Linked DNA regions of Homo sapiens: regions 1, 3, 4, 5, 6 and 7 are each linked to region 2. A link is a loop called in an ENCODE intact Hi-C map of the cell type or tissue named here. Cell type or tissue: endothelial cell of umbilical vein. All regions are shown on one strand. Each heading gives the region's core, and the rest is flanking DNA. Links, peaks and the distances in the headings are about the cores only. Region 1 overlaps CAMTA1 (calmodulin binding transcription activator 1). Region 2 overlaps CAMTA1 (calmodulin binding transcription activator 1). Region 3 overlaps CAMTA1 (calmodulin binding transcription activator 1). Region 4 overlaps CAMTA1 (calmodulin binding transcription activator 1). Region 5 overlaps CAMTA1 (calmodulin binding transcription activator 1). Region 6 overlaps CAMTA1 (calmodulin binding transcription activator 1). Region 7 overlaps CAMTA1 (calmodulin binding transcription activator 1).

Region 1 (4,367 bases), core at 293-4,292, 170 kb after region 2:
ATGCATACATGGAGGACCAGTGGATGGTTTAATTTGATTTCAGTGACCAAGCACAGAGCTCTTACTTTGTGCAGGTCTTGTTCTAAGCTCTTTACATATGTGAAAGGATTTAGCCTTTATAACCCCATGACATCAGTTAGTTCTATGATGAGCCTGTTTTACAGGTGAGGACACTGAGGCTCAGAGAGGTTGTGTAACTTCTCAATATCATACATCTGGTAAGTGGTAGAGCTGGGAGTTTTAAACCCAGGCAGCCTGGAGTGAAAACATCTGCTTAAAGTGATTTTGTAGCTACAGATTGTATATAGTGATTCTTATTAGGGGAGTTTCTGGAATGAATTCTCATTTCACTCTTCTTTTCCCTAACTTGTCTGAATTTAGGAAGGTTTGGAGAAAGCGATTGGGCTGCGATGCAGTTAAGTTTCCTTTGTTGTAAGCCGTGGAAACCAACTCTAGCTAAATTAAGCTAAACAGGGATTCTGTTGTGAGGATCTAAGTAGCTTGCAGAAGGAGCACGCTGGAAGGAAGGGCTTTGGGGAGGCCAGAGGGACTGACCTAGCGGGAACTGAAGGACAGACTTGCTGGGATGAGCTCTGCACGTCACGTCCCTCCCAGTTCAGGCGCCACCATCGTGACCGTGTAGGGAATTGGGGTGCTGGTAAGACCTTGGGTGCTGGGCCGGCAAGAAGGTGCGCTGCCTGCCGACCACCATGCGTTCCTGCTGGCCATTGCTTGGGTCCTGTGTTCACCCTGGGCCCAGTGGCAGCCTGGGCTGAGCCGGGGGCGTGAGAGCCCAGGGCTCTCAGTCATGTTTCCTTGACACATAGTTCTGGAGTTTGGGGCGGGTGGGGAGGGTGAGGCTTCTGAAAGGAATATTCACTGGCAGTGACCTTTCTTAGGTTTTTAACATTTTGAGGGGATTGATTGAATTGATCCAAGCCCATTCATTCTCGGTCTCCAAAGGACATGAATACCGCAGGACCAGCCCAGCTTGAATGTTTGAAAACTGGGTGCAAACGAGGACTAGACTGATTCTTTCTCACCGGGCTTGCCCCCAGCCTCTAAACTAGAAGGGGCGTCTGGCTGGGTGTCCCTGGGAGGACGGCCAGAGTGCGCCTTGCTCAGAGGTTGTTGCAGGGAAGCCCCTTTTCCTGGGGAGGGAGGGAAGGCGCTGTGCATCTCTCCCCGGCGGCCAGTCCAGCGTCTTCCGGTATGGCAGTCCTTTGCCCTGTCGGGTCAAAGCCAAGCCCCCTCAGCCTCCGGGCTGTCCCCAAACGTGTCTCCCTCGCGGTGTCCGTGGCGCGCAAGAGCCTGGAGCCTGCTGCTTTGGGCCTCACGCCTCTGTCTCATGCCTCTGCCGGGGCCCCGATTTATTCAGGACACACGTGTGCTCCGAGTGCCAGATACATGGTGGACCCCGACAAGGCACGCAGGTCTCAGACAACAGGTGACGCTGTGTCCCCGGCCTGTGCAGCGGGGACACCCACCTCATTTTACTCCCCCCAGGTCAGCTGGTCCTTGCTGGGAGGCTGGTCCCTGGGGCGAGGGGCCAGGGGCAGCTGGAGGAGAGCGCCTGCCCCTCCCCACCCCGCCCCGCCCCTCCTCCCTTCCACTCCCCCTCTGGGCCCGCCCTCCGATTTGGCCTCTTCCCCGGGCCCACCCTTTCTATAGCCCCACCCTTTCCGTTTTGGTTCCTCTCTCCCTGCCAGCCCCGCCCCCTCAGAACCTATCCCGTTTCCTTTATGGACCTGCCCTCGTCTGGTCCCATCCACCCATCTTGCCCCGCCCACATCCAGCCTTCCCACCTGGCCCCACCCCTCCTTTTTGGCTCCGTTTCACCCGCCCCGCCCCTCTGGACCCACCCCTCTTTCCTCTGTGGACCTGCCCCTGTCTGGTTCCACCCACCCACGTGGCCCCACCCACTCCCTGCCTTTTATCCTGCCCCTGCCCCATGGCTGGCCCCATCCTCCATCCCTTTTCGTCCTTGCCCACCGAGCTCCTCTGGACCCACCCCTCTTTTTGGGCCCGCACCCATCTGGCTCCTCCCACCCATCTGGCCCCACCCACTCCCCTGCTTTCCATCCCTGCCTTGCCCTGTGACTGGCCCCACCCTCCATCCCTTTTGGTCCCTCCTTGCCTGCCGAGCTCCTCTGGACCCACCCCTCTTTCAGTTGGGGCCCCGCCCTCATTTGGCCCCTTTCACCCGTCTGGCCCTGCCCATTCCCACCTTCCACCCTGGCCCCGCCCTGTGGCAGACCCCATTCTCCATTCCTTGTGGCCCTTCTCCTCTGGACCAACCCCTCTGTCCATTAGGGCCCCGCCTTCATTTGACCCATCCCACCCTCTGGCCTCACCCACTCCACCTTCCATTTTGACCCAGCTCCTTGGCAGGCTCCAGCCTCCATCTCTTTTGGCTCCTCCTCACCCGCCCCGCCCCTTTGGAACTACCCATCTTTCCTTTATGGGCCCCGCCCCATCTGGCTCCTCCCACCCACCTGGCCCCCCCCCCCCCCCCGCTTTCCATCCCGGCCTTGCCCTGTGACTGGCCCCGCCCTCCATCCCTTTTGGCCCCTCCTTGCCCGCGCCGCCCCTCTGGAGCCACCCCTCTTTCCAATCGGGCCCCACCCTGTTTTCCTGGCCTTCAAGCTCCCGCCTGGCGCCCCGCAGCGGCAAGCGTGATTTATAGGCCGTCTGAGCCGTGACCTATAAACCCTGTTCTTCAGGGGGTGCCTTTCTTGGATTAAATGCCTCTAAAGGAGCCTCTGTCTCAGAAGTGTCATGTAGAATGTTTCCGCTGACGGAGAACATGACCTTTAAAACCCCGAGTAAAGGAAGCAGAGCTGCCAGGGGAAGCATCGGGCAAGGCGGCGCCTCAACCCGCCTGCACCTGTCCGCTCTCCGACCCCTCCCCAGACCTGGTGGGGCGGGCTGCTGACCTGGCTGGGGGGGCGCGCTCCCGGGGCCTGGGGGCTGGGCGCGGCTCGGGGAGCTGCGCTTTGCGGACTGGAGGTGGCGACCGTGCGAGCAGAGACGCCCCTCACCATGGGCCAAGAGCCCTGACCCTAACAATGGGAAAGGGCCAGGGCCCTTGTTCCACTTCAGTTTCCTTCCCTTTGTGCCCTGGGGGACACTGGGTCCTGCTAAAGGCTGGGGCGCCTGTCGCAGAAGACCCAGTGTCCTGGGTGCTCTGGGTGAGGCACAGCGTCCTGGGTGCCCAGATAGGGGTGCAGAATCCTGGGTGCCTGGTTAGGGGTACAGAGTCCTGAGTGCCTGGGTAGGATACAGAATCCTGGGTGTCTGGTTTGGTTGCAGTGTCCTGGGTGCTTTGGGTGGGGGCACAGTACCTTGGGTGCCCAGGTAGGGGTGCAGTGTCTTGAGGATCTGGGTAGGTTCAGTGTCCTGGGTGTTCATGTAGGAGTGCAGGGGCCTGGGTGCCTGGGTAGGGGTGCAGCGTCCTGGAGGTCTGGGTAGGAGTGGTGTGTCCTGGGTCTGTATAGGGGTGCGGAGTCCTGGGTGTTCATGTAGGAGTGCAGTGTCCTCGGTGCCCCCGGAGGGTGCAGCGTCCTGGGTACCTGGGGAGGGCGCAGCGTCCTGGCTGTTTTGTACAGGGGCACAACGTGATGGCTTCTCTGGATGTTCCATCTGCAGTGTCTCAGAGGATGTCATAGAACTTGGAAGAACTGTGCCTAGGTCCCACCTTTTATCTGACACTGCAGTCTTTGTTTCTTGGGTGGAAAAGCCATGGCTGCCTCTCTCCCAGGTTGGAGAAAGCATATTTCTGGTAGTAGCCACTCTGTAGGTCCATATGGACACTTTATACTAAGGAGGCTACATTTTCTTATTCTCTTGCCCCCACAGGCTAATGTCACAAGTAGAAACGTGACTGATACACTCATTCCTTTGTACACTTTTATAAGAAATCCCCGCAGACGCTGTTTTGCTTTGGTCCCTTTGAGGTGCTTAGAGGAGTGGCTGGATTCTCCAAGAGGCCTCATGCAGGAAGCACTCAGTATATGTTGCTTGTGAGATGCCGCCAGGGATTCTCTGGAAGGAGGACCAGGAGATTTCTATGGAGAGACGAGTCAGCTGAAGGCCTTTGTGGATGGAAGTAGGGGACTGTCTTCCACCGTGTCTTTTTTGAGAGCTGGGAAGGAGAGGCCGGGTCGGCTGGGAAAGAGCTGTCTTGTGTTGGAGGGGCTTTGAGCCCTCCTCCAAGGGTCGCAGAGCAGCAGGTAGAGACTTAGAGTCTGTGCTAACAGAGAGGGAGGGTCTTGTCTGGGAGACTTGCCTGACCCTCTCTTACTTGGGTGCATGGTGCTGGCAAGGAAGAAGCAGGGCCAGCGGAAGGGCTGTATTTCTGGTGAGAT
Region 2 (4,367 bases), core at 224-4,223:
CATTATTTCCCCTTTTGCTCTTTTTCTGGAGGATTGTTCATTTACTTCGAACTGATTGACATGGCATAAGATGGAATGACTAGAGATTTTTTTTTTTAAAGGTTCCTCCATATTCAACCTCAGTGTTTGGCTCTATCCTGACATGGTTGCTTGTTCTCCTGTACATGAATCCTTTTGCAGTTACTTTCTTGTTTTTGTTTTTCAAATTTAGCCAGGGCTTTCAAGTCACGTAACATATCCTTTCCTGAGACTGTGAGCCGAAGGTAACTTCAAGGAAGATATGCTTGTTTGGGGCTGTATTCATCACTCTGCTCTCTACGGTTTTGTAGTTTTCATGTGTACAAAGTGACATTTCTTGAAAGAAACGTTTGGGGCTGTGTTCTTAATAGTTTTAAACATGTTATTATGTGGAGACTAAGTGGCAAAGGTCTCACCCCAACTTCATTTCTTCATACCACTCATATATATCTTATATATATATACCCCACTCTTATATATATATATACCCCACTCTTATATATATCTTATATATATCTCCCCTACCTGCAAATCCCAAAACAATAGTCATAGCAACAGAAAAGCAAAACCTTGTGAAGCCCAGCTCTGATTGGTTCTGCTGTGCAGTTCAGTCGCTAGTTTTGGACAGGTGCATAAGCAGATAATTTTTGGATGTGTAATATTCTCAGTGGGGCTGATGTGTGACTTTTGGGACATAGAGCATTCATTCGTTCAGCAGACCATGCAGTATCTCTTCCATTTTTTTCCCCTTATCAGTTACCACAAGGTAAGATTATGTATTCAGTCACTTAAAAACACTTGCAAAGTGGATTTTTCCCCATTTATTCCTATCTAACCATTGGAATAAATGTTGACAGTAGTAAATTACCATGTCCCTATTTTTGTGTTCAACATGTCTAAGAGAATGGGGAGCTAACTTCCAGTAAGGGCAGTACAGTCAGTCATGACTCTTTCTCCATGTAGCCTGTGCATTGTGCAGTGATGATTTATACTTTCAGCTAAATTTAGTGTCTATGATAAGGGATACATCAGATGTTTAAGTTCACTTAATCTCTTTTACAGTGTGCATTCAACAAGGTGTATTTGTGTCTTATATTAGAATGAAATGCAGATACAACCAGAGGTATTCTTTCAACGTAGAGAGAGAGAGAAAGCCTTTCTTTTTACAAGTTTTGAAAAAAAGTTATTGTCTATTTTTCCTTCATGGTGCTTGATTTAGATTGCCAGGAGTCATTTCTGAAGGTATATTAATACAATCAAGAATTAATGTTCTTAAAACTTAAATTTGTTTTTTAATCCTTTTCTGAAAAGTCATTTCTGAGGATATATGTGCCCTGTTGGTTTTCTGGGCACTTGGATATCAAATCATTTGGGAGTGATAATAAGAAATTGGTACAAAGTGTGAAATTATCAGATAGAAAGAAAAAAGATGTTATAGTGGAAAAAATTACTCATTTATGATTAAAAATAATCTCAAAGTGATGACTGGAAGTATAAATTCAGATATTTGAAGAAGAAATGGAATGTTGATAGGGTTATTGTATTGAATCAACACATGCACACGTATAAAGAATGCTCCCCAAAATGGGGACGCTTAGAGGACAAATAAGTTGATTGGATTGGTTTTAAGAAAAATATTGTTTGTCTTTTTAAAAAGTAATTGAAATAACCCTTCTTAGTGAAGAAAATGAAAACTTTGATGGAAGTTCAGCAGAATGGAATATTTAAAAAGATTCAAGAGAAGGATTTTTTTATTGCGAATCCACAAGGGGGTAGTGATGTTCTTTCAAAGATATTTGTGGTGGCAACAATGTGAGATGATCTCTTCACATTTTAGATTTACAGATAAAACTGGCATGTTTGCATTTTAACTTAATAAGATCTTCTTTTTAAAATGTTTATTGGCAAAATTGTTTATTGCTTAAATTAAAAAAAATCCATTTTGGGTGAATGGCTACTTTAAGCCATATGAATGGTAAAGAAGAGAGAATGTCCTTACAGTTTTGTGCTTTGGAGAGGTCACCAAGGATGTGAGGGTCACTGTTATTTTCTAAGAATGTAATAATCTTAAATTCCCTGGGAAACATTAGACATCTAGGAATCAGTTACTTAAGTGTCCTGAATAAAAGGATTTTAGTAAATTGTGTCTAAACTTTACAGAAGTTTGTATTACTAGTTGTATTTTCAGTGCTGCCGAGAGATGAAAAATATGAACAATCCATGCCACTAGCCACTTTTAATAGTTCTAAGTAAATCAAATTTTTATAATCTTTTTTATTAGTTTATATTACATCATTAGATAAAGGCTTTTTTTTTGTTTTTTTTGTTTTTTTGTTTTTTTGTTTTTTCTTCCCTCACATAAAAATTCAGGAGCTTTCTTCTGGTCACTGAGTTCCACCCCATATTATTCAGAATTACTTAAAATCAGGTGTGGTAGGCCTGTGCTGGGTCATTTTCAGTGGAGGACTGCCTAGCTGTATTATGCACTCATTTTTGAAAGTTATGCCGTGTGGTGGGAGAAAGATTTAAAGTTGGGGGGCGGCTGTGTCCTACTTATTTAGAGACACAACTAGTCATCACCTGTAACAAATGTGACTTCTTTTAAAACTTATTTTATCTTACTTTTTTTTAGAGACAGGGTCTCGCTCTGTTGCCCAGACTAGAGTGCAGTAGTGCAATCCATAGCTCACTGAAGCCTTGGCCTCCTGTGCTGAAATGATCCTCCTGCCTCAGCCCCCTGAGTGACTGGGACTACAGGTGTGTGTCACCATGGCTGCTTAGGTTTTTTTTTTCTCTTTTTCGTAGAGGTGGGGTCTTGCTGTATTGCCCAGGCTGGTCTTGAACTCCTGGTCTCAAGCAGTCCGTCTGCCTCAGCCTCCCGAAGTGCTGGGATTTACAAGTGTGAGCTACCATGCCCTGCCTAAAAAATATTATTTCTAACAATAACACAAAATAATTATGTGGTTTAGAAGTTATGATAGTTTGTGCCATATACATTGTATATTTTTCATTTTTGGTTTGTGGAAAAGGTTGTTAATTGAGCTTTTCTCTTTTTTTCTCCATTCCCTCATTCTGAGCAAGGAATGACTTTTTCTTTTATTTCCTTTACGAAATGACTTTGGTGTTTTAACATTCCAGAAGATACACTGTTTTTTATATGCTACTCTAAACTCTGCTGGGAACTGAACTATGACGTCAGCATTTTCATTCATGAATCTGATTCTTCTAAATTTTTTTCCTGTTTTGTATTCCTGAGCTGACTTCTGGCACATGCACAAATCAGTTTACCATTAGTCAGCCCATAAATCACTGATAAAAGGTAAAACAAAAGATAAGATACTGGAGTTATTTTGATAGTGCTATAGTTCTCATGCTGATTTGCATCAGTACAGTTTGGATAAGGTTTCTGGCTAAACAGATTGAAACCTAAAAAGTCAATTTAATTATCTCATGATTTTGTGACTTGAACTGTGTTGTGAACATATTGACACAATATTTTTGTTCTTACAGGAAGTTGAGAGTGCTATGCTATGGCTCCTTTGTTATAAAATAGCATTTCTTTTTTTTTTTTTTTTTTTTTTTTTTGGAGACGGTCTCACTGTGTCACTCAGTCTGGAGTGCAGTGGCATGATCTCTCTCGGCTTACTGCAGCCTCGACTTCTTGGGCTCAGGTGATCCCTCAGCCTCACAAGTAGCTGGGACTACAGGCACGCGCCACCATGCCTGGCTAATTTTTGTATTTTTTGCGGAGATGGAGTTTCGCCGTGTTGCCCAGGCTGGTCTCCAACTTGTGAATGCAAGTGATCCACCCACTTTGGCCTCCCAGAGTGCTGGGATTACAGGCGTGAGCCACTGAGCTGGCCTAAAGTAGCATTTCTTGTATAATTTGACTAAGTTGGAAGATTATATAATGCTTTATTTCAGAGAGGTTAGGCCTAGAGATTAAATGATGTTTTATTCAAATTACCTTTGTAATGGATTTAGATTTTTTTTTGGAGCATTTTCTTGCCTTTGACATATTTTAAATAACTTCATTGTTTGATACTTTTATTTTAAGATATTATTATTGTGGTGGAACTAGCCTAGTATTCCTTGTATTGGACTTAGGGTGCATCTACCCTGGATTGTGCACTCGTGTAGCTGTTGACTCCGGTTTCTCCTCTAGGGAGGTCACTGCTTGCAGTTCAGTACTACGTTAGAACAGTTCTTGAAGAAATCTTATTTGGAGTTTTCTTCTGCAGGCCAAATTTCAGGCTAAGCCTCCGGCCCATAGTATCTTTCAAGCCTGCTGTAGCTGATGAATGGTGAGCCGTAAAAAAGTTTATTTTCTCTACTTTCGTGGGGGATTT
Region 3 (4,367 bases), core at 227-4,226, 140 kb after region 2:
TAAATCTTTTTTTTTTCTGTTTTTAGGGATCATGCTCATGGTGTTGTATCTAAGCAATCATCATCTTTTTTTTTTAATTAAAAAGATGTGGGTCTTGCTATGATGCCCAGGCTGGAGTGCAGTAGCTGTTCACAGCCTCGAACCCCTGACCTCACATGATCCTTCTGCCTCAGCCTCCTGAATAGCTGGGACTACAGGTGCATGCCATTGTGTCTGGCCATCTAAGCAATCTTTAGCTAATGCAAAGTCACAAATATTTTCTCCTGTGTTTTCGTTTCTTTTTTTTTTGAGATGGAGTCTCTGGAGTATAGTGGCATGATCTCAGCTCACTGCAACGTCCACCTCCCAGGTTCAAGTGATTCTCCTGCATCAGCCTCCTGAGTAGCTGGGATTACAGGCACATGCCACCAACCCTGGCTAATTTTTGTATTTCTAGTAGAGGTGGGGTTTCACCATGTTGGCCAGGCTGGTCTGTAATTCCTGATCTCAAGTGATCTGCCCACCTTGGCCTCCCAAAGTGCTGTGATTACAGGTGTGAGCCACTGTGCCTGGCCTTCTCCTATGTTTTCGTCTCAGAATTTTATAGATTTTAAAATTTAGGCCTATAGTCTATTTTCAGTTAAAGCATATGGTGTGAGGTATGGGTTGAGGTTCGTTTTTCATTTTTTTTTTTTTTGCACGTAGACATCCAATTATTTCAGCACTATTTGTGGAAAAGACTCCTCTTTCTCCACTGAATTGCATTTTGCCCCTTTGTAAGAAATCATTTATCCATATATATGAAGGTCTATTTCTGGACTCAGTTCTGTTAATTGATCCGGTGGTCTGTCTTTAAGCCAATACCCCACTGTCTTGACTAGTGTGGCTGTATAACAAGTCTTGAAATCCTGTGAATCTAAGTCGTGTTAGCTCTGCAACTTTATTCTTGTTCAAGTTGTTCTGGCCACTCGAGGTCCTTTGCATTTCCATATGGATTTTAGAATTGGCTGTCAGTTTCCAGCACAAAGCCTGCTGGGATTTTGATTGGGATTGAGCCTCACATTGCTCTCTGCAGATGGCCTCTTCTGGAGCTATGCCACCTGCTGTCCTGCCACACCGGTGGGTGTAGGACCATATGAGTGACTGAGGGGCCAGCGCCCGTGGTCGGCAGAAGGGGAGGTTATTGGTATTTAATAAGGCATTTTCAGAGACACTCTGCATTGACCTTAGGGTTTCAGGATGGGATGCTTTTGGCTGAGCCCAGGTGTCCTCTGAGAAATGTGGACCGGAAGGATGAGGCATGCTCCCGGAAGTTAGCATCGCTCATGGCCCTCAGTCAGGGCATGGCAGAGGAACCACCCCTCTTGTAAAAGAGGCACACACAGCCCTCCTGCTGTAATCTGCCCCATGTCACCTGCTTTAGGCATTCATATTTGAGGCTCCACGGATGTGGTGAATGGGTGCCCTGGGAGGATGGGTAAGGGCAGGTGTGGGAGGAATTTCCTTTCCAGAACATTCCTTTGAGGAGGAGAGAAAAGGAACTTGGCCACTGTGGACCCGCTTGGGCTAGCTGCGTGTCTCTGTGTGTTGCTGGCTGTGACAGGTACTGTGGAATCCTTGCCTTCCAGGGGAGACCTGTGGCCGGCAGGAGCTGCCCGAGATCCCGGGGCAAATGCCTCCCCTCCCTTCACCACCACCCCCTCCCCTCTCTCCCCTCTTATGCCCGCACCATGGCTTTACCTAGCCCTGCTCTTCAGTGAAGGTATCTTGCAGAGGGCGTATGGTTGGAGAGGAAGGCAGGGCTCTGAGGATGCTATGATGTGCCATTTCTTTGGGCTTTTCCGAGGACTGCTCACTTGAGGCTTCCCCTGGGGAGAAGGAGCTGTTAAACTGTCAAAATAAAAAGTCCACCAAACTCCTTAGGCCAGTCGAAAGCACCTAACTCAGACCACAGGCAGCAAGAGCAACAGATTTCCCTGCAATATGTTACAAGGGGAAGAAAAGACTATTGGGGAACTTAAAAGAAATGCAGGAAAAGTTTCAAAGATGGGAATATACCTAGTCAATCATACATTAAATTTGGGATTCATAAAAAGAAATTGTGGTGAAAATCTTCCCAAATAAGTTTTTATTCTAGAATTTGATGACAAATCTCTCACGGCGCTGGTTATCCCGTAGGTGTGGTATTCTGAAATACAACCCGAGGCATATATATTGTCAAATAATAAAGTATTATGAAACCAATCAGCTGTGAGCTCCCCACTTGGCAGTTTGGAAGTAAAACCCTTTCTCCTTTACAAGGCCAAGTGACTCTTAATTCTTCCCAGGAGATTTCACGTTAAAATGTGTTCACTGCCAGCTGACAAAAGAGGCGAGTCCAGATTTATTACCCTGGCACCTGCAGCAAAAAAAAAATGACGGATGATGAAAATATATTTAATTATCATTCCATGCCACATCTCTGTCTGCTCCAGTCGCGGGGCTGCAGCTGTTGGCACACACTTTATTTTAAAGTCAATGTGCTTATCTGGAGAGAAGGCTGCTCTCTGAATAAATTGACTTGAGGGAGGAAGGAAATGGCGATCTCCTCCAGACCCAGCTGAACAAATGCAGATTTGTATTCTGTGCGCCTGCTTTAATTGTCTAATCCGCCCGACATCACATCAGCTCTGGGATTTGGCTTTTGTAAAGAAAACATTTGCAAAAAGTAAACTTTTCCGTGGTTTTCTTGAGCCAAAATGAATGATTTTCCTTCCTGGACTGAAAAGTGCTGGCCGACAGTGGATGCTCATGTTTCTGCTGCAGGCACGGAAATCACTGTTAGTTGCATCTCAGAATGGAAGGAGCCCTAGACAGTCCCTGGTGGACCGTCTCCTTCACCAGATGGAGACCCCGCAGAGTCTGGAGGGGTGGGCTCAGGGTCTCAGAAGGTGGCAGGTCGGAAACTGGAGACCAGAACTTCTGGCTCCCAGGAAGCCACTGTGTTTTTGTGACTCGAGGCTGTCGGAGGTCTAACTGTTTAAGGTTATGCGCCTGAGCCTGGAGGATGGCCTCAGAGAATTGCCTTCCTCTTTCTCTTCCGTTAAAACCTTCTGGAAAATAAAAACTTGGGATGGAGCAGCAGTGCCCTGACTGAGGTGGAAAGCATCAGATTTCTTGGAGTGAAGTCTGCGGGGACTTAGGTTGGCTGCTGAAAGTCTGTGCCATTAGTTCCTGCCTATGATGTGTTGTTTTCGACAAAAGTAGCCCAGATAATAGGCAGTATCTAATGTGGCAATTTTCCTATATCTCTTCTTATCAGGAGAAGCCACTCGATGTTTTGTATATGGTGGGATTTAGTACAAAGTGATGGCATTTCCACTGAAATGAAATACAATCACTGGTTTAGCAGTTAGGATTCAGGGAGGAGAGATGATGCTGAGTGTTTCTGGTGGTGCCTGGTGTCACTGGTGGCCAGAGGCAGATGCCTGTGGATGGGGGCAGGAGGGGGATGAGGTTTCTGTAAATGGAGCTAACTCAGGGGTTGGGGGAGAGGGAGGCTCATTTCTCCTGACCTTCTCTTTGATGAATAAGGATTCAAGATTGTATCTGCTGAGCCTGCAGGACATGAGAACTGGGGGAGGAAAGAGAGCTCTGGCTTATGGATTTGGGCTGTGACCAGAGCTCTTTTGCCACCAAGCTTTTTGATGTATTGACCAGAAGTTACTATAAACCAGAGAGAGGGTGGGGCGTGGTGACTCACGCCTGTAATCCCAGCACTTTGGGAGGCCGAGGCAGGTGGATCACGAGGTCAGCCGATTGAGACCATCCTGGCTAACACGGTGAAACCCCATCTCTACTAAAAATACAAAAAATTAGCTGGGCGTGGTGGCAGGCGCCTGTAGTCCCAGCCACTCGGGAGGCTGAAGCAGGAGAATGGCGTGAACCCGAGAGGTGGAGCTTGCAGTGAGCCGAGATTACGCCACTGCACTCCAGCCTGGGCGACAGAGTGAGACTCTGTTTAAAAAAAAAGACAAAAAAAACAGAGAGAGGATTCCACTGCCGTCTCCATCATCATCACCACCGTCACCATTATCACCATCATAACCATCACTTATCACCATCACCATTCACCACTTACCATCACCATCACCATTCACCATTTACCACCACCATCACCATCACCATCATCACCGTCATCACCACCATAACCATCACTGTCATCACCATAATCATCACTTATCACCATCATCATTCACCACTTACCACCACTATCATCACCAACACCATCATCATCACCACTACCATCATCACCATCACCATCCCCATTCACTACTTACCACCACCATCATCACCATCACCATCACCATTCACCACTTACCACCACCGTCATCACCATCACCATCACC
Region 4 (4,362 bases), core at 1-4,000, 95 kb after region 2:
TCCTAGCACCTGCCCCAGCGGTGGTATGTTTTCCAGTCAGTTACCACCTGTCTCATCAGAATGGAAGCTCCATGAGAGCAGGGCCTTTGTCTTGTCCCCTTGTATCTTCAGTGCATAGGACAGTGCTGACACAGTGCAGAGTCTAAATAAACGCTGTTGAACGAATGTGTGGGTCACTTGCGTCGCATCCTTTCTGAATGTTTTTCCTTTAACTTGCCATTTATAAATACCTTTTCCAATGATAAAGCAGTGAAAGTTTGGAAAGAAGCATAAAGCTTTTGTTGTGATTGAAGTAACTGGAAGCCTAGTTCAGGGTGCTGTGAGAAGCTGGAGCATATCAGGACTTTGGAATTATGAATTACAGACTTACTATATGTGATGGTATCGGTGCCTCCTGAAGAAGTAGAAGACAGAGATGCATAGAAACATGAGTCATGTCTCTGGAATACTGTAATATCGACATCTAGTGAGAGTCTAGAAAGAAACATGGAGAAATAAAAGGGAGGCAGGAAACAGGCAAATACTTAGTGGTTCTCAGTTATTTAAGGTAAATTTTGGCATCGAGTAAACAAGATAAATCAAAATATTTTCTAGATCAAGTAGGCATTAACAAAGATATAGAGGAAACTTGGAGGCGATTACTTAGATAATACTAACAGAAGTACTTTTGTTCCAGATACCTCCACAGATGCCATGGTTACCCCGTCTTTATTCGTTGTGTGTTGGCATAGGCCAGAATACCAATATTGTTCTTAAAAACCTTTGAGGAAGTTTTTCTTTTTTTCTTTCTTTTTTTTTTTTAAGCAAAGAACAGAAACAAAACCAAGGAGACAGTATCCTGTGATGTAGGCTGTTACCTCAAGGTGAGTTTATTTGTAGCACTAACTTGTAACGAATTGTTTAAAGAACTGAAACTTCTTTTTAGGTATAGCTTATTTGTCAGATTTTGTTCATTTCAGTGTAAACTTCAGTTATTTATTACACACTGAGGGAAATCAACTAAAATCAGGAAAACCAATGTCCAATTGAACTTGAGTTTTATTTTGCATAGAGAAGTAACCAATATTTCTGATCAAACCATTAAAGCTGTTTCAGTTCCTTTTAAATAAAAGCAAAGGCTAAATTTTTTACATACCACAAAGCAAAATAAAACGAAAAAACCTTTGGTCATGATGCATTTTTTATTCAACTGATTGCTGAATTATTTTGATTATATAATCTTACACTCTTATGAAAGTATAACAAGTATGAATTTTCTGAGGTGAAGAAATAAATGTAGAAAGCAGTTAATGAGGCAGAACTCACAAATCTGTATTTATAGTTTCATGGCAAATAAATCATAAGCAGAGGATACAGATGTAAAGAAAAATTCTTGATTGCATTCAAGAAATGCAAGGTCGAACTAACTTTTTACTGAAATGGAATTGTATCGCTGCTCAGAGGGATGTGGGGAGTAAAGTAAGTGGGATGTGCTTAGAACAGCAAGCTAGGCCGCAGTGCGCACTCGTCAGTGTCTGCTGCTTGTCTTACGAGGATTCTAGCACAGAAGATTAAATCATGTTTTAATCATGCTTAATAAATGGTACTGTAGTTTTATTATGGTTAATGTCCACTTGTAATTCAATGAAGAGTGGCTTTTTAAAGCAAAGGAGAAATCAGCATGTTTTTCTTGGCGCTCTTATATTGTGTGTGTGTAGAAGATGCTGGGATGGGTTATCCATACGACAACCCCTGTGACCAGAGATGCAGGAGCACATGCATCACTCTTAGTTTTATTTTATTTGTTTTATATGTTATTTTCATAAATCTGAAGGTTTGATCAGCTTACTGTTTTTAGTATTTTCTGCTGCTGCATGTGTGTACCTTTAAGTTTTGTAGAATTAAATTGAAAATTTTGACCAGCAAATGCTTAAAGCCACTGTCAAAATTACATAGTTAGCACTTCATTGATTTGAAGGCTAGTTTTCATTCAACATTCCTGCAGTTTGTGTGTGACCTGATTTTAAAGAGCAGTTCCATGAGTTAGTGCCCTCTGGTGGCACACAGAGGACGTCAGGCAGAGAGGGACTCTGACCCAGGAGCCTTCCGGAGGCTCTGCTGAAGAGAAGCCAGTTTATGACTGGCCCTGTAATTTCATATTTTTTCATGTGTTCAGTGCTCGTCAGTTTCCTACTCCATTAAGCCATGGCCCTGGCATTGACTCAGTACCAGCTTTATAGCAAGTCTTCAGCAGCTTAGGTTGTGAGGGAATTTCCAGGTGGACTTGATATAAGAAGGGATTACCAATGTTGAGATTTCCCATGAGGAACCAGGACATCCATTTTTGGATGCATCTCTTAGCTCCTTTTGAAGAGCAGACCATGTCACTTCCTGGGTTAAGGAAGGAAGGCTCCCTGATGGCCTTTGAGTGACTGACTGGCACAGCTTGGGGTGGGCCTTCAGTGGGTTAGTCTTTGATAGGCCTTTGTTTCCCATTTTGGTCTTCCCTGGAGGGCAGCCCACCTTGCCCACTTAGGCTCTTGGACAGTTTTCTTTTTTTTTTTTTGTTGAGGTGAAGTCTCACTCTATTGCCCAGGCTGGAGGGAGTGCAGTGGTATGATCACAGCTTATTGCAGCCTTGACCTCCTGAGCTCAAGTGATCCTCCTGCCTTAGCTTCCTGAGTAGCTAGGACCACAGGTGGGGGCCACCATGCCCAGCTGATTTCTTAATTTTTCTGTGGAGTCGAGGTCTTGCTATTTTGCCCAGGCTGGTCTTGGAACTCTTGGCCTCAAGCAGTTTTCCTGCTTTCCTCCCCAAATGCTAGGATTATAGGTGATGAGCCACCCTGCCCAGCCTGCTTGGCCAGATTCTGTACTCTTTAGGCAGACCAAAAACTGAATCCTGTCATCACTCTGAAAAGTTGTGGGACCTCAAGAAAGTCACTCTTTCATGAGTTTCTTTAGCTGTGAAATAGTCACAGATTCTAAGCTGTCTTTTGAACCTGTGTCAAGAGAGAGTTGTGAGGATGATGTGAGATGATGTGTCTGAGAGTCCTGACACATTGACCTATGCAGACTGCTGCTAAAGACATTTCTCTTTCCTTCCTCAAAGGCAAGCCTCCCCACCTTGATTAGAAGGTCATTAAAAAGGAACTTCATTTGACAATAATCCCATATTTATAATGAAGTTGCTAAGATAGTTTGGAGTGCCCATAGATCCCTTACCTGGTTTCTTGTGCAATCCCCACTTTTATACTGTTGAGTTTCCCTGATGAGTTTTCATATATATAATCTCTGTGAACTTGGATCAAATTTGGCTTAAATGCCTATTTACCACTTTGCTAAGACAGAAATGTTTGCGCTCAGTCCCTGAATTCCATTGTAGATGTGTTGGCATTTGCTTCCAAACCATCCTTCTGGTTTTAGCTTGCCCTGTGTCTGTGGTCATTTGACATTAGAATAGCCTTCTGTGATCTTCCGGGATCTTAACACCTAAATATTTTCCCTGCTTGTACAGCTAATGAGTTGTGCAGCCTAAGGAAACATGGGGTAGTCAGTTTTCATCAGTATTTCAACTAGGCGTTTTTGCCATCTCATAGCTACTTCTCAAGCAATTACAATTTAAGTCAAGGTAGTAGCACCTGCATCTTCAAAAAACAAAACAAAAAGTTTTTTATCTTCAGAAATAAGGAAAGAAGCTTATTGGACTTCCCAATAGAAAGTCCACCAGCCAATTTTAATACATAAATAATCTATGATTAGCATTAGTATATGAAAAAAATAGTAGCAGCTCAGATTTTATGTACTTCTGCAGTTTAAGAAAGTGATGCCACAGACAACATCTCATTTGGTTTCTTAGCAACCCTGAAAGACCAGCAAGGAGAGCTTCGTCCCTCCCTTTTCATGAACCTGAATGTTGTAAGGGAGGCCAAGGAGTGGCCTGGTGAGACTGCACAGCCAGAGTTAGAGCCCAGGTCCACGTGAGTCATTGTACAGACACATCCTGAGCACCAGCCCACCCACTTCTGCCATCAGGAGGCTTTGAAACTGCTGTGGTTCCCCTCTTAAAATGGCTAACCTCTACTTCAGCAACCTTATTTATGCATTCATATACATAATCATTCTTTAAAGTCTAGTAGACAATTTTCACATTTTGTTTCAGCCCAGATCTTTACTAAATTTTGTGAGATCAGCATTGTTGGGCTTGAATTAACCAAACTTCGCCATACTGTGCCTTCAGAAATCCCAGATTGGGCGGGTTGTGAGTTCATCTCATCCTCTTCCTGACATTGACACTACCAGCACCATCAGCAGGCTCTGGGATAACTGCGGCCCCCTCTGAGAGGCTACATCTTGTTTGCGATCTGTGGGTTACATATTGTG
Region 5 (4,367 bases), core at 109-4,108, 420 kb after region 2:
TATTAGTCTGCTCTCACATTGCTATGAAGAACTACCTGAGACTGGGTCATTTATAAAGACAAGAAGTTTAATTGACTCATGGTTCCACAGGCTTTACAGGAAGCATGGCTGGGGAGACCTCAGGAAACTTACAATCATGGCAGAAGGCGAAGGGGAAGCCCGCGTGTCCTGCGTGGCTGGAGCAGGAGGAAGAGGGTGAAGGGGGAGGTCCTGCACTCTTCCAAACAACCAGATCTCCTGAGAACTCACTCACTATCACAAAAACAGCAAGGGGGAAATCCTCCCCCATGATTCAGTCACCTCCCCCAGGCTCTTCCTCCAACACTGGGGATTACAGTTTGACATGAGATTTGGGTGGGGACACACATGCAAACCACATCAGTGACAAATTGATTTGTCAAGGAAATTGATTATATTGTTTAGGGCTTCTGTGTCCTTACTTATTTTTTGTCTATCTGGTTTCTCTTGTACTGACAGCGGTGTGGTAAACACACTATTCTTAGTGTTTTCATCTATATTTCCTACAGTTTCTTTCTTTCATTTTCCTTCCTTCCTTCCTTTCTTTCTTTCGTTCTTTCACAGAACTGTCGCCCAGGCTGCAGTGCAGTGTTGAGTTCTCGGCTCACTGCAATCCCCGCTTCCTGGGTTCAAGCAATCCTTGTGCCTCAGCCTCCCGAATGGCTGAGACTACAGGCAGGTACCACCACGCCTGGCTAATTTTTGTGTTTTTAGTAGAGATAGGGTTTTGTCATGTTGGCCAGGCTGGTCTTGAACTCCTGACTTCAAGTGATCCACCATTCTTGGCCTCCCAAATTGCTGGGTGTGAGCCATCAAACCTGGCCTATATTTCCTACAATTTCCTCTCCTGTAAAAGTGGTTGTAGTCTTGTTTGGTGCACTAATACTCATTATGGTTATATTTTTATTGTGGAATGTGATTTTTAGCATTAGAAGGTGTCATAATGTTGTTTCTTAAATTATACTTATTCTACTTTGATATCAAGATTGCAATACTTGTTTTGTTATTTCCATTTGCCTCATATGTCTTTGCCATCCTTTTAGTTTTAGGCTTTCTGAATCTCTTTGATATGGTTCGGCTCTGTGTCTCCACCCAAATCTCACCTTGAATTGTAACAATCCCCATGTGTCAAGGGTGGGACCAGGTGGAGAAAATTAAATCATGGGGACAGTTTCCCCCATACTGTTTTCATGATAGTGAGTCCTCACGAGATCTGATCGTTTTATAAGGGGCTTCTCCCCCTTTGCTCGGCACTTCTCTCTCCTGTCGCCATGTGAAGAAGGAAGTGTTTGCATCCTCTTCTGCCATGATTGTAAGTTTCCTGAGGCCTCTCCAACCATGTGGAACTGTGAGCCAGTTGAACCTCTTTCCTTTTATAAATTACCCAGTCTCGGGCAGTTCTTTATAGCAGTGTGAGAACAAACTAATACACTCTTTTTAAAAGTATGCCTCTTATATATAACATATAGTTGGATCTTTCTTTTTAAGCCAAATTGAAAATTTTTTTATTTTCATAAGTAAACCCATTCACTTTTATTTATATGTCCAATATGTATAATATCTTATATAATAAATGCAATGTGTATTATGTTCTACTTGCTGTACTTGTCTTTCTACATGATGCATTTTCTATACTCATTTAATTTCTTTTTATATATAAGAAATTCTCATTTTTAGTCTAATGGGTACCTTTGTACTCATTACCTTTAAAAATCCCTTTAGTCTCTTACTAACTTTTACCATTTGGTCTTTCAGTTGTTAATGGAGTCTCTTGACTCCTACCTGTTGCTTATACAAGCATCACTGAGCTTATTCTGGTTTTGTCTTTCCTTTTTTTGTTTCCTATCATTTTGTAGTTGACAAAACATATATAATCTATGTATGATTCTCTTAACCTTAGTTACACACTTAATTTAGGTCCATAATTAAATATATTAAATGTTCCCCATAAGTTCCTTTGCCAAAGAGTCCCTAGTCATCTCCTGGTTGGATGAAGTTAATTTTCTAGAAGATTCCTTCAGAGGCGCCTGTGGGTACATCACTCAATTCTCCCATATTTTAAACTCTTATTCTGTACCTCTGATTTTTGAGGGTCTGCTTCGCTAGATATAAAATCTTTGAGTTTTATGAAACTGCTGCTCCATCCTTGCCCCACCTTCTAAGTTGTTTTTGAGAAGGCTGACAACTGTCTCTGTTGCCCTTATAGTAAGTTATTTGATCTTTTCATTTACAAGCGTTGAGGATATTTTTCAAATGCATCGTTGAGGTTTTTAATTCAGTTTGTAGTGTTATGACACAGTTCCTCCCCCTCCACCTTATGGTTGGGATTTTGGGGTAAGTGTCGTATTCTCATTTTAGTTTTTTTTCTTTCATAGTCTTCTACAGATGAAGACCACTTACATCGCCACATTGAGTGGTTCGTGTGATTTTTAGTTCAAGAGCTCCCTCTTCTGTCAGTGCAGCGAAGTGCAGTTTCTTTATGACTGGTTTTTGGGGGAGGGGCGGGAGGAGTTGAGGGTCCTTGGATGTATCATTATTTTTTGTTTTGCAGAATCCTAAATGCCCACATCTGGCTTCTCCCTCCCTCCCCTGCACATTTGCCAATGCTGCCCCTGCCTACCTTTAAATCACTTCCTTCTAGTCCATATTCTGGTCTATCTGGATTCATTTTTGGTATTTTCTTCCCTGTAGGATGTACTTTCTCTTTCTTCAGGTAATTGTAATTTATTCCTAAACTCTCCATGCTCGACGTCTGCCTTCATTGGCTTTTGGACCCATCTTATCCTCTTGCTCTTTATAAAAGTTCTGGGTGGGAACTCAAGAATTTGTTAATTTGATGTTTATAGTGTCTCTTTTTTCCAGTCGTGTGAAAGGTGTGTGGGATTTGTGTGGTTGTTTTTGTTCTTCTTGTTGATCTGTGTAGTTTTCAGAGGATGCGTTGGGAGATTTGAGTTTTTGTGGCTATCATTACCTTGGCGACCTGGAAGTCCCTTACGTGGCATTTTAGGAGACGTGTGCAGTTATATCAATTTCAAGTACAATTGTAACTCAAGCCTGTTATGAACACCATCTTTTCATGTTAATTGTACCATAAAAGAATCTTGAGGATATCTTTAAAAGGTCTGCTCTCTTACGAAGGTGAAGTGTCTCCCCTGTAAGCTTGTTTACACCGGCATCTGTTCAGCCAGCCCTTTTTCATAGACACTTCAGCCAAATACTGGCGTGTTTTCCGTTTCTGTGTTTACGGTTGGACTCAACGAGCCTTTTACTATTGTGGCATATGGGAGGGAGCGTTGCCATTCTGCTGCCAGGGGTGAGTGTGATCTGGTGGCTGTTACATTGTGTATATGCGAGTAGGTCTCTATCAAGAAGGGACCCGCCATGCTTACCTGGCACGGGAGATATACCAGGATCCTGAAGGTGGTACTCCCAGGGTGAGGCTTATCCATTGTGCGCCAGATGTGTTGACCCTTGTGATTTCCCCAAATGTGGGAAACTCACTGCATCATTTGTGGTAGTGGGGGACTGTGTCTGTGCTCTCTCCTGACATTTGAATTTTTTCTTAAAAAAAAAAAAAAAAAAAAAAAAAAAAAAGGAGACACACCATCTTCCATGGACTGAATATCTGTGTTTCTCCAGAATCCATGTGCTGAAGCCTTAACCCCAGTGTGATAGTCTTTGGAGATGGGGTCTTTGGGAGGGAATTAGGTTTAGGTGAAGTTGTGAGGGTGGGGCCCCATGATAGGATTAGTGCCCTTATAAGAAGAGGAAGAGGGGCCTGGTGTGGTGGCTCACACTTGTAATCCCAGCATTTTGGGCAGCTGAGGCAGGAGGATTGCTTGAAGTCAGGAGTTTGAGACCAGCCTGGGCAACACAGGGAGACCCCATCTCTACCAAAACAAAGAAAAAAGAAGAGGAAGATACTAGAGCTCTCTCCCTGCTTTGTGAGGACACAGTGAGAAGGTGGCCGTCTGTAGGCCAGGAAGGGAGCCCTCACCAAGAATGGAACTGGCTGGCATCTTGATCTCAGACTTCCCGTCTCCAGACCTGTGAGACATAAATGTCTGCTGTTTAAGCCACCCAGCCTCTGGTACTTTGTTACGGAAGCCTGAGCTAACTCAGATGTCAGCCAACCATATTTTTACAGCATTCTCATACAAAGCCCGAAACCATAGTCAGATTCAGCGCTGCGTGGCTTAGGGAATGCGCCACGCCTGACTCATTGCAGGGGGTCAAGAATGTTTGTGAGATGAATACATGGAGTATCTTTGTTCTGGAAATAGACCACCTATGAATTATTATAGTAGAGAAATCCCAGGCCTCCTCGAAGGACAGGGAAAACCTGTAAA
Region 6 (4,367 bases), core at 215-4,214, 280 kb after region 2:
GCCCAAAATATCCTACTTGAAAGCAAAAGACATCTGCCCTCGTATTCATGCAGCGGTGTGGTCGCTTTAGCCTTTCTCCAGGCTCATTGTGTTGTGCTCAGTTTTGTACACAAGTACGTTCTTTTCTAAATGGCAAGACGCTTAAGATGCTTGGATTTCCTCTTCCACCGCCTCTCTCCAGCACAGCACTGAGCTTAATATCTTGTATGTCGTGGGATATCAATAAACGCTTATTGAGTTGAATTTGAGTTTTACGGACATGAGTTTAAATTTGGTGACTACCCACGGGCTTCTGAGAAATTATTGAAAGCCAATCTATGGCCCAAAGAGAGGACGGCCTGATCAAGGCATGTGCTGTTGGGCCAGGCAGACCACGATGGGGATGAACGTGCCCTGTGTGAGGTGCCAGAGAAAATCCATCATGCATCCCGAGCTCTGTTTTTTATTGAAAAATCCATTTATAAATAATCTGGACAAATAAAGTAAAAGGCACTTTATTGGGATTCAGAAAAATTCATGGCTACTGAACATCCGGCCAATTCAGCTCCCAGCTCCCAATTAGCCTGCCAGGGCCTCTCTCAGTGGCAGGGGCCCTGCCAGCCACTCGAAAGGCTGCCCTGGGACTATGAGTCATTTTCTTATTTCTTAGCATGCTGGGCGTGAAAATCTTCTTTCTCTTTCTTATTACATGCTAGCACTTACCGGGTGCTTTGGCCAAGCAGATATATCAGCATGTTTTTGTGCAGATAATTGACAGTGGAGCAGGAAGACACTCTCCTCTAAGTTGCTCCCTCTCTTTGTTCACTCGCTTGCTCGAGAACCCAGGGACGGTGGGAGGAATGGCCAAGCTGGACGCAGGCCTGGCCTCCGCAGAGCTGGCGAGCAGGAAAGGCAAGTTTCAGACACCTCCTGCCATGCCCTTGACCCTGCTGGGCCCCCGGTATCCTAGGAGTGTTTTCCCATTTCCGGCCATGTCTTTATTTTATGATTGTTCCCTTAACCCAAAGGCAACTGGGAAAGATTGTCATCCTTCACCACGAAGAGGCCGTTGTCATTTAGTGAGTACCTACTGCATGCCACATGCTATGCAGAAGGTGGTTGTTGCTTCGTCTCACCTAGCCCTCCCAGAGACCCTCCAAGGACAAATATGAGACTCAGAGATGTTAACTGACTTGCCCAGGGTCACACAGCTTGTAAGTGGTGGAACCAGAATTAGAAAATGCAATTCCTTTTTTTGGAGCCTCACCTCCTTCCATCGGGATCACAGTGATCATATTTTCCAAACTGAAAATGGGATGCAGGGGGCCTGGCACGGGGCAACGGGGCAATCAGTAGTTGCTGGGAGAATAAACACACGAATTGAGCCAAGGGTCAGCCAACGGGACAGGTCTTTTGTCAGCGGACCGTTTGGGCCATCTGGTCCCAGGGACCACAGGGTCTGTCTGCCTCTCCGTAGGGTGGGCTGTGGGTAGTGGGGTGCCCGTGAGGGGAGAGGAACAAGAGAGCCTGGACAGCAGGCTCTGGGGGTGCTGTGGCCTCTGAGAGTGGAGTGGGAACAGGGGACTGGCAGAGGAGCTGGTAGCGAGGGCTTGTGTGTGGCTGCTAACTGGATCCATTTGCCAAATCAGCAAAGTTTGGAGCTGAGACTCCAGACTTACCCTGGGCCTAACTTGGGAAAATATTACGCAGTACAAAATAAAATTAAACAGTATTAACCACAGGCCCAAATTGCACCTATATTTTAAAAAGCATTGTGCAGCTGAGACTTATAAAGCCCGGCACCAGCGTGAGGCCATCTTGGTTAATGAGAGCTCTGCGCCTGCTACTCCTTGCCGCGGCCTCTGGTTCACGTCCTCTCGCCCTCCTCCGCTGGGGATGTGCGGGGCCTCCGGTGAGCCGCAGCTCCCTCGGAAGGATGCACCCTTTGCTCTCTGGAGCAGGACGGGCTTTTCTGAGAGGCGGGGCCCGAAGTGTCCGGAGCCGCCAGCCTCAGGGGCTGCACTGGCCTCTCCTTTCCTCTGCCCACACAGAGAACAGCAGCATCAGATGGGGGCGGGCTCAAAAGGGCTTCATAGGCGCCCCGACATCGCAGCTACGGAGGGGCCAGAAAGGAGGCGTGGATATTGTACTGCACTTTCTGGACTTTCACGGGAATTCATGAAGGAGCCTGAATATGCAGCAGCCACATCTGGGTTTATTTCAGCTTGGACACTAATTCATGTTGGGTCCCGTAGTAAATCATTTTTCATTCAGTTACTTGTTTTTCCTCACTTGAAAAATGGGCGTGATACTGGTGGTCGCTGTTGTCTTCCCGCAGCGATAGAATGAGGCTCTGCAGTGATTTCTTTTCCTTCCAAAGTCGAAAGCTCCTCTGGCTTTGCACAACCTTTTGAGCACGACCTTCTCTCTCATCACGGTGATGCCTGTTGCCCCCTAGTGGTCACCAGCAAAGGGAGTGGTTGAGCCGACGATCCCAGGTTGCAACTCAGACCCAGGCCTGGCCCTGAACCCAGGTCTTCCTGCTGGTTCCGAGGCATCTCTGGGCAGGGTGGGTTATAGGGAGGGGACCAGAGAGGGAGTCCTCCCAGTCGCCTCCACCAGGCAGCCCTCCAGCTTGTCAAACTGTCGCCAGCAGTGTTTTCTCAGCATGGAGATTGTGTGTGAGTGTTAAGTCTAGAAAAATCACTCAGGCAAGGCAAAGACTTGCTTTGGTGCAGGGGACTGGAAAGCAGATGTGCTTTTTCTGGCTCTGAACACTGAGGGGAAGTGAGCTTTGGAAGAGAGGCGCTGACTTGGTGTGTGTTTTGGGGCAAGAGGAAGTTTAAAGAGGGACAGTCTGAGCTTGCTCTTTGCAGGGGCTTGCTTGGAGGCCCACAGGCTGGCTGAGCATGAGAGAGAGTGTGCCAGTCAGAGCCCGCAGACTGATGGCTTGCTTAGGAGTATGGACTGGAGCGAGCCTCCCCCTCCTCCTCCTCTCCTCAAACAAGGTCATCAGTGACAAATGCACAGGAGATGGTAAAGGTGGATTGGGGAGGATTTGGACGTGTTTCTTCTGACCTTGATGGGGCCATGTCCCCTCTATTTGTAATCTTGAGCTAGAACAACTGACAAATGGCCTGATAGGTGACAAAAGCAAACAATAGACTCACTTGAAAGATACAGTGAATAGAATTTAATTGAATTTTTTTTGGTACAGACATTGATTTCACCCTGTAAGATGTATGGAGTAAATCATTAGGGGAATTAATATACATTAAAATGTAGTTTATTATCATGAAACTTTTATTGTGCTTGTAGTTGTGTTTTTAATTATTATTTTAATGACTTTCTATATTTCAAATCGTGATAAATCTATTTTTTAAAAATAAACGGACTATAGTTTTACAAGGTGATGTGTAGTGCAGAGCTGTTGATGAATATTGCTCCTTCATTAATGAGAACCAACAGATTAGAAAGACTAAAAATGGACCGATTTACGCACTTTTTAAAAAGCCAATTAATATCTAACCATTAAACACAAATGTTATAGATTAGTCTCACTATCTTATCTACTCTCTGGGCTCCTATTGGATCATTCAGAGATTGACTCTTTAAACCAAGTAAGTGAAGGAGGCTCTAAAAGTGGAAATGCCTGGGACCAATTAAAACAAAGGATTTGGGCCATAATGTGCTGAAAATACCCGTGTCCTCCTGCCTGGGGGGCCATTATCCAAATGAGCAAAGAGGACGGAGGTGTTTGTCCAAGCTGTCTTTGAGGGATGAAGCAGAGGTTGGCTCTGCTGGTAGGATCAGGGTTTTGGGTGATTTCCCCAGTGGTGAAGATGGACTCGTACTGGCTTTTCTGCATTGCATCTCCTGAGCCTTCTTGGAATCAAGGGCAAATGCTTGTTCTGTGCTTTGTGGGGCTTTGTGGGTACCCCGCTCTACATGGAAATCAGCCCTATGACCACTCTCAATGCTGACCTATCCCAGCTGAGCTGAACGACACGTGGTTTTACTGTCATGGCAATATGTCCTCAGTTTTCCAATTCAAACATCTTATTTCAGATACTTGGTTCCATTAGCCACATGGGGGCTTATACCATCTTCCTCCCTGGCTGTGTGCTGGTTGGCTATTTCTGACTTTTGAGGTTGTCAGGCAACATGTCTGGGCAGCCAGAGGCAGGGGAGTATGGATGCGAGGTGTGTGGGCTCCGGAGGCACGCATCCCAAATCTGAAACCTGGCACCAGCATTTATTGTGCGACCTTGAACAGATTTACTTGCTCATTCATTCATTTATCCATTCATTTCTTCATTCAATATTTATGAAATCTGGGTGCTGTTCTAGGGATTGGAGATATAGCAGTGATCAAAATGGAGAAAAAT
Region 7 (4,367 bases), core at 189-4,188, 750 kb after region 2:
ACTTTTTAAAATCTTTTTCATTCCCAGCTCAAACTGAGAAGGGAAAACCTGTTCCTCTCAAAGGGGTCTTTTCCTATTTTCTTCTACTTCAGAAAACAGTCTTTCCTCCTGTCTGACGTCGTGGCTCTAGGTTTTTCTCTGCTCTGTTCTTCATGGGCCCCTGCCTAATAAATGTGTTACGATCAGAGGCAAGTTTACCACGGAGCTAATGATGCTCAAGCTTGGAGCCCTCATTTGCACGTGCAGTGTTGTGCTGGTAGCTGTTGAACAACCAGCTCTCTAGGGGGAAAAGCCTGATCTGTGGCATTTGCCAATCTCCATAGTGCGAGTACTCCCACCACGGCCAATTCTCAGGCTACCAGCATGATGTCATTGAGTGCAAAGTTGAGAGGAAAGATGTATAATTGGCTGTGATGAGTCAGTGCAAGCAGACATCAGCAGGCCAGGTCACAGGCTGTCTCCAGGCCCCTGCAACTGAATACACAAGGAGTTATGTATTCTTTTCATTAAAAAAAAAATACCCAGGCTGGGTGCAGTGTAATCCCAGCACTTTGGGGGGCCACAGCGGGGGGATCACTTGAGCCCAGGAGTTTTGAGACCAGCCTGGGTAACATAGGAGACTTCGTCTCTACTAAAAAGAAATAAAATTAACCAGGTGTGATGGCAAGTGCTTGTAGTCCCAGCTACTAGGGAGACTGAGGCAGGAAAATTCTTGGGCTCAGGACGCTGAGGCGGCAGTGAGCCATGATCACACTGCTGCACTCCAGCCTGGATGACAGATCAAGACCAAGACCCTGTCTCTCAACAAAAAAAAATGAACAAACTATATAGACCTCAGACCCCAACAAACTGAGTCTGCCTCATTACGATGTAGGGGTGGGGGTTCTTAAAGAGGTAGGGCGTGTGACCAGCTGACCAGCTGCCTCTCCATTGGTGGCCCTGCCCCAGGCTATGCTTAGACCAGGCAGCATAGAGCTATCAGTGTGGGTGAACCCACCTTTCTACTTTGACACTGGAGGAGCATGGAGTTTCCTGGCTTCCGGTCATTTGAACTTCCTGAAAATGTACCCAAGCGCTGAACTACTAGCACCTTCTAGCATGTCCTGGCCAGAGGGGTCCCAGCCTGCTTTCCTTCCCTTTCATCCTCCCCATGGTTCAGAGTTCCCCTCGGAGATCACAGCCTCCAGATGCAAACAGCCTGCCACCCTCAGGGCCAGGGTTGCAAGCACAGAGCCCTCGGGCCTTCCAGTGTTTTATACATATTTGAACCCACATATAGAAATCTGGGAGTTTCACATGCAAACCCAGATGTATGACTTTTCTTGAAGAATCAGAAGACCTGACCTCCTGGCCCTAAATCCCCACATGGCTGCAACAGGCAGGACTGATGGACAGCCACAGCCTTGGGGGACAGGACGTGGGCCATCTGGCTTCCCAGGCCACACCCTCTCAGGCTATCTCCCCAGTGCTCAGGCTGAAGAGCAGTGGCCTTTTCTTATGGTGTCTGCACAGTGGTTTTTCTTAAAGAAATATTTCCCTCTACCCAGGTTTCTTCCAAAAGTGGGAAATGAAAGATAGTACAAGTGGGCCATGTGTTTCAAGAGAAAGCACGTAGCATATTTCTTTGTATGAGTGAAGAATGTTCCTCTTGGGGCTATTGCGCTGAACCATTCCAGGGGATATATCACTCCGAAGTTTGTGGGAATGGCGCCTCCTAGAGTTGTGCATTGCACAGCACATGCAGCCTGATTCCTCTGTTTCCTATGCAAACTGGAACAGTGTCAAAATAACTCCACTTAGGATGCTATCGTTCTCATACAGAATTGGCTACATCACACATGCATGGTGGAGTCTGCCCACCTCCAAGATCTCACAGAAATTCCAGCCAGGAATGATGAGGGCAGACATAGGAAGGCAGGGCCAGACGGCAGGGCCAACGTGGAAGGTGCCTGCAGAGACAGCATGAGAACTGCCTGATAGGCATCTCATGAGTCAGAGAACTAGCGGGCCAGGTAGAAGGTTGGCCTGAGTTGAGATTCAGGCAGGGGATCAAGCAGCGCCCTCTGCTGGGCTGTCCCTTACTTTTGCATGGATCACCTTGCAGACTTCTGTTCCTCCTTCAGAGCCCAGCTAGGATGCTGACTCCTCCAGGAAGCCTTACCTTCTAGGACGTTAGTCGTGCCCTGCCCTGGGCTTCCTCTGAACCCTGTACACACCCAACGTTGTACATCCTTCTCTGTGTGCTGTGATTCTGTTGCCATGATCTGGCCCCACTCCAAGAACAGTGCCTGGTTCATGATTGTGTACCTGGTAATGGGGACAGTGCTGGTGCATAAGTGCGACTCAATGAATAATTAATTAAATGCATGAATGAATGGAGAAATGGATGGATGGATGGGTGGATGGAAGACACGTAGGAATTCCAGCCCTGGGGACCCAGGCTGGGGCCCAGCATTAGAACTGGAGTACGGGCAGGGTTTAGTCAGGGTGAGCTCCTTTGGGGACCAGATTTTACCAGGAGAGAACCCTAACCTGGAGTCTCTCCATGAGCTCCTGGCTGAGTTTCTGAAATCCTGCCACCCCCCACCCAGGAAAGCAGCTCCTGCTGGGGAGAATAGAAGCTGGAAGGGTAGCAGTCCGGCATCCAGGCCCCAGCTCAGCTCCATGGCTGTGAGTTCAATAGATGTCTACACTTTCCAAGGACATGGGTAACTGGTGCAGGAAATGTTGTGCACATTCCTCTTTGCACGACAGCTGGATTCACCCCCCAAAACCGCCCACCTCTGTGTCTCAGGGACACCAACCTGGACGTATGGGCCTAATTGCTGGCCCTTCCAGAGTACAAGTGGAAACACGTGGGCCAGTTGAGGGTAAAAAATGCAGTAAGTTAAAGGCTTCTGAGAGATAGTTACATAGTCAAAAAAAAAGGTCAAGAAAACTATTGCCAAAACCTGAAACTCTGGTCCTTGATTAATTGACTCAATCATAGAGGCTTTGGCCTACCTCTCTGAAGTTGAATGAATTAGTTGATTAGTTGCACAAAGTTGCTGCACCAACAGGAGGAGGGAAGAGGTCATTGGTCTTTAGCTAATGGCACGTCCCAGCAAGTTGCTTACAACCTGCCCTGGGCACGTCGACCTGGAGAACTGGAGGTTGCAGGGTCCCTCCGCACACTGGCTGTTGCCAAAAAAGGGATGTGGGGGCTGTGCTGGGCAGGACAGAGTGACCTTCCTCGAGGCTCCAGCTGTACATGGCCCAGATTTTATGCCCTTCCTCCAGCCTCCTTTCTTTCTCCTGCACTCCTCCCTCCCTTCCTTTCTGGTTCCCTCCCTCCATGTCCTCACGTTTTGACGCTTTGGGATTTGTTTTCTGACCCTTGGCCTCACTGCATGGGCAAGCCCCCTGCCTGTTTCTCTCCTGCCTGGAGAAGGGAGAATGGGAAAATGATACCTCTAGACAGATCTCGTCCATGCTGCCTTGGCTTTGAGGAAAGAAATCACCACCCTTGTCATAATTATTGATGGGAACTGGATTTGCTGAGTTAGAGGTTGGGAGAAGGGTTGATATTATGGCCACAGGACTTGATTTGGTCAATAAAGCAAATTGGTTTAAGTGAAAATAAAGCAGCGCTCACAAGTATGTTAGAAGAATAAAGTAATTGCTGCCCAAGGTGCACGGAATATAAATCTCTGTTTGCTTGAAATTATTACAATGTCGTATTGATTACTTAGAACCTGCCATTGCCTTTTAAGTTATAGTTTATTAAAGGGTAATGTGTTTAACAAACATTTTCCCCGGCATGCACCATTGAAACACACAGAAGTTACACGGGCGCGTTCCCCCAAACCCCCACTGCAGCCTTTGGTTGTTCTGTGGTCACGTGATTAACTTTCCAGGCTCAGCTTGCAGGCACCAGGGTGGTCACCCACAGGGGTTCTGGTGAACTCAAGATCCTGCCAGAACCCTGGGAGAGGTGCATGGAAGGGCTCAGAATGCGCTGACCACACTGACGTGTTTTTTTGTTTACTGCTCTGCCTGGCCAACAAGATAAGTCCATGAAGTCACCAGCACCGTCCATGTTTCTCACTGCTTCCTCGGCGTTCCTCCAGAACCAAGCGTTACACCCCAACACAGGATGTGTGCCATAAATACTGGTTGCATGAATGGCTATTTTTTTTTAACTTCACTTTTTTCTTAATTAAAAATTTTTAATTACAAAGGCAAACAGGCTCATTATAACAAATGAATACAATTTTAAAATATTTTTCTAATTAGAAAAATTAGGCGTACTCATAGTAGAACATTTATAAGACATGGGAAAGTACTAAAAGGATAATAAAAACCACCTATAATCCCATCACCCAAAA

The links. A loop is a pair of places that touch in the nucleus more often than their neighbours do. Peaks named below come from ENCODE experiments on the same cell type or tissue, not always from the same donor. Only the 100,000 strongest peaks of a DNase experiment are listed, where the experiment ranks them.
Region 1: a loop joins it to region 2, with 13 times the contacts of the local background. A loop is called at or near these places in 3 of 110 quality-filtered maps.
Region 3: a loop joins it to region 2, with 10 times the contacts of the local background. A loop is called at or near these places in 2 of 110 quality-filtered maps.
Region 4: it touches region 2 in a loop (9-fold over the local background); 80 of 110 quality-filtered maps call a loop at or near these places.
Region 5: it touches region 2 in a loop (3.0-fold over the local background); 34 of 110 quality-filtered maps call a loop at or near these places.
Region 6: it touches region 2 in a loop (13-fold over the local background); 74 of 110 quality-filtered maps call a loop at or near these places.
Region 7: it touches region 2 in a loop (2.9-fold over the local background); 2 of 110 quality-filtered maps call a loop at or near these places.

The regions. Positions count from the first base shown.
Region 1 is chr1:6,960,773-6,965,139 of GRCh38, forward strand. The region is part of intron 3 of CAMTA1 (calmodulin binding transcription activator 1); the gene reads left to right. Among named protein-coding and RNA genes, the nearest start is that of CAMTA1-AS3, 51 kb to the right of the region's middle. RefSeq lists silencers at 1,708-1,807, 2,038-2,277, 2,518-2,567. In endothelial cell of umbilical vein, for the core only: no CTCF peak of the experiment used is centred there; no DNase peak of the experiment used is centred there.
Region 2 is chr1:6,792,556-6,796,922 of GRCh38, forward strand. The region is part of intron 1 of CAMTA1 (calmodulin binding transcription activator 1); the gene reads left to right. Among named protein-coding and RNA genes, the nearest start is that of CAMTA1, 9.3 kb to the left of the region's middle. In endothelial cell of umbilical vein, for the core only: a CTCF peak has its summit at 1,774 (motif pointing right); DNase peaks (open chromatin) are centred at 1,806 and 3,296; H3K27ac peaks cover 1,861 bases.
Region 3 is chr1:6,933,006-6,937,372 of GRCh38, forward strand. The region is part of intron 3 of CAMTA1 (calmodulin binding transcription activator 1); the gene reads left to right. Among named protein-coding and RNA genes, the nearest start is that of CAMTA1-AS3, 79 kb to the right of the region's middle. In endothelial cell of umbilical vein, for the core only: no CTCF peak of the experiment used is centred there; DNase peaks (open chromatin) are centred at 2,556 and 3,136; H3K27ac peaks cover 1,010 bases.
Region 4 is chr1:6,888,037-6,892,398 of GRCh38, forward strand. The region is part of intron 3 of CAMTA1 (calmodulin binding transcription activator 1); the gene reads left to right. Among named protein-coding and RNA genes, the nearest start is that of CAMTA1, 100 kb to the left of the region's middle. In endothelial cell of umbilical vein, for the core only: a CTCF peak has its summit at 2,060 (motif pointing left); a DNase peak (open chromatin) is centred at 2,045.
Region 5 is chr1:7,215,961-7,220,327 of GRCh38, forward strand. The region is part of intron 4 of CAMTA1 (calmodulin binding transcription activator 1); the gene reads left to right. It also overlaps the pseudogene RNU1-8P. Among named protein-coding and RNA genes, the nearest start is that of CAMTA1-IT1, 150 kb to the right of the region's middle. In endothelial cell of umbilical vein, for the core only: a CTCF peak has its summit at 2,482 (motif pointing left); a DNase peak (open chromatin) is centred at 2,431.
Region 6 is chr1:7,068,152-7,072,518 of GRCh38, forward strand. The region is part of intron 3 of CAMTA1 (calmodulin binding transcription activator 1); the gene reads left to right. Among named protein-coding and RNA genes, the nearest start is that of CAMTA1-AS3, 56 kb to the left of the region's middle. RefSeq lists an enhancer at 2,414-2,533. In endothelial cell of umbilical vein, for the core only: a CTCF peak has its summit at 2,443 (motif pointing left); a DNase peak (open chromatin) is centred at 2,390; H3K4me3 peaks cover 462 bases.
Region 7 is chr1:7,537,855-7,542,221 of GRCh38, forward strand. All of the region lies in intron 6 of CAMTA1 (calmodulin binding transcription activator 1), which reads left to right. Among named protein-coding and RNA genes, the nearest start is that of CAMTA1-AS1, 98 kb to the left of the region's middle. RefSeq lists an enhancer at 364-1,069. In endothelial cell of umbilical vein, for the core only: a CTCF peak has its summit at 2,075 (motif pointing left); no DNase peak of the experiment used is centred there.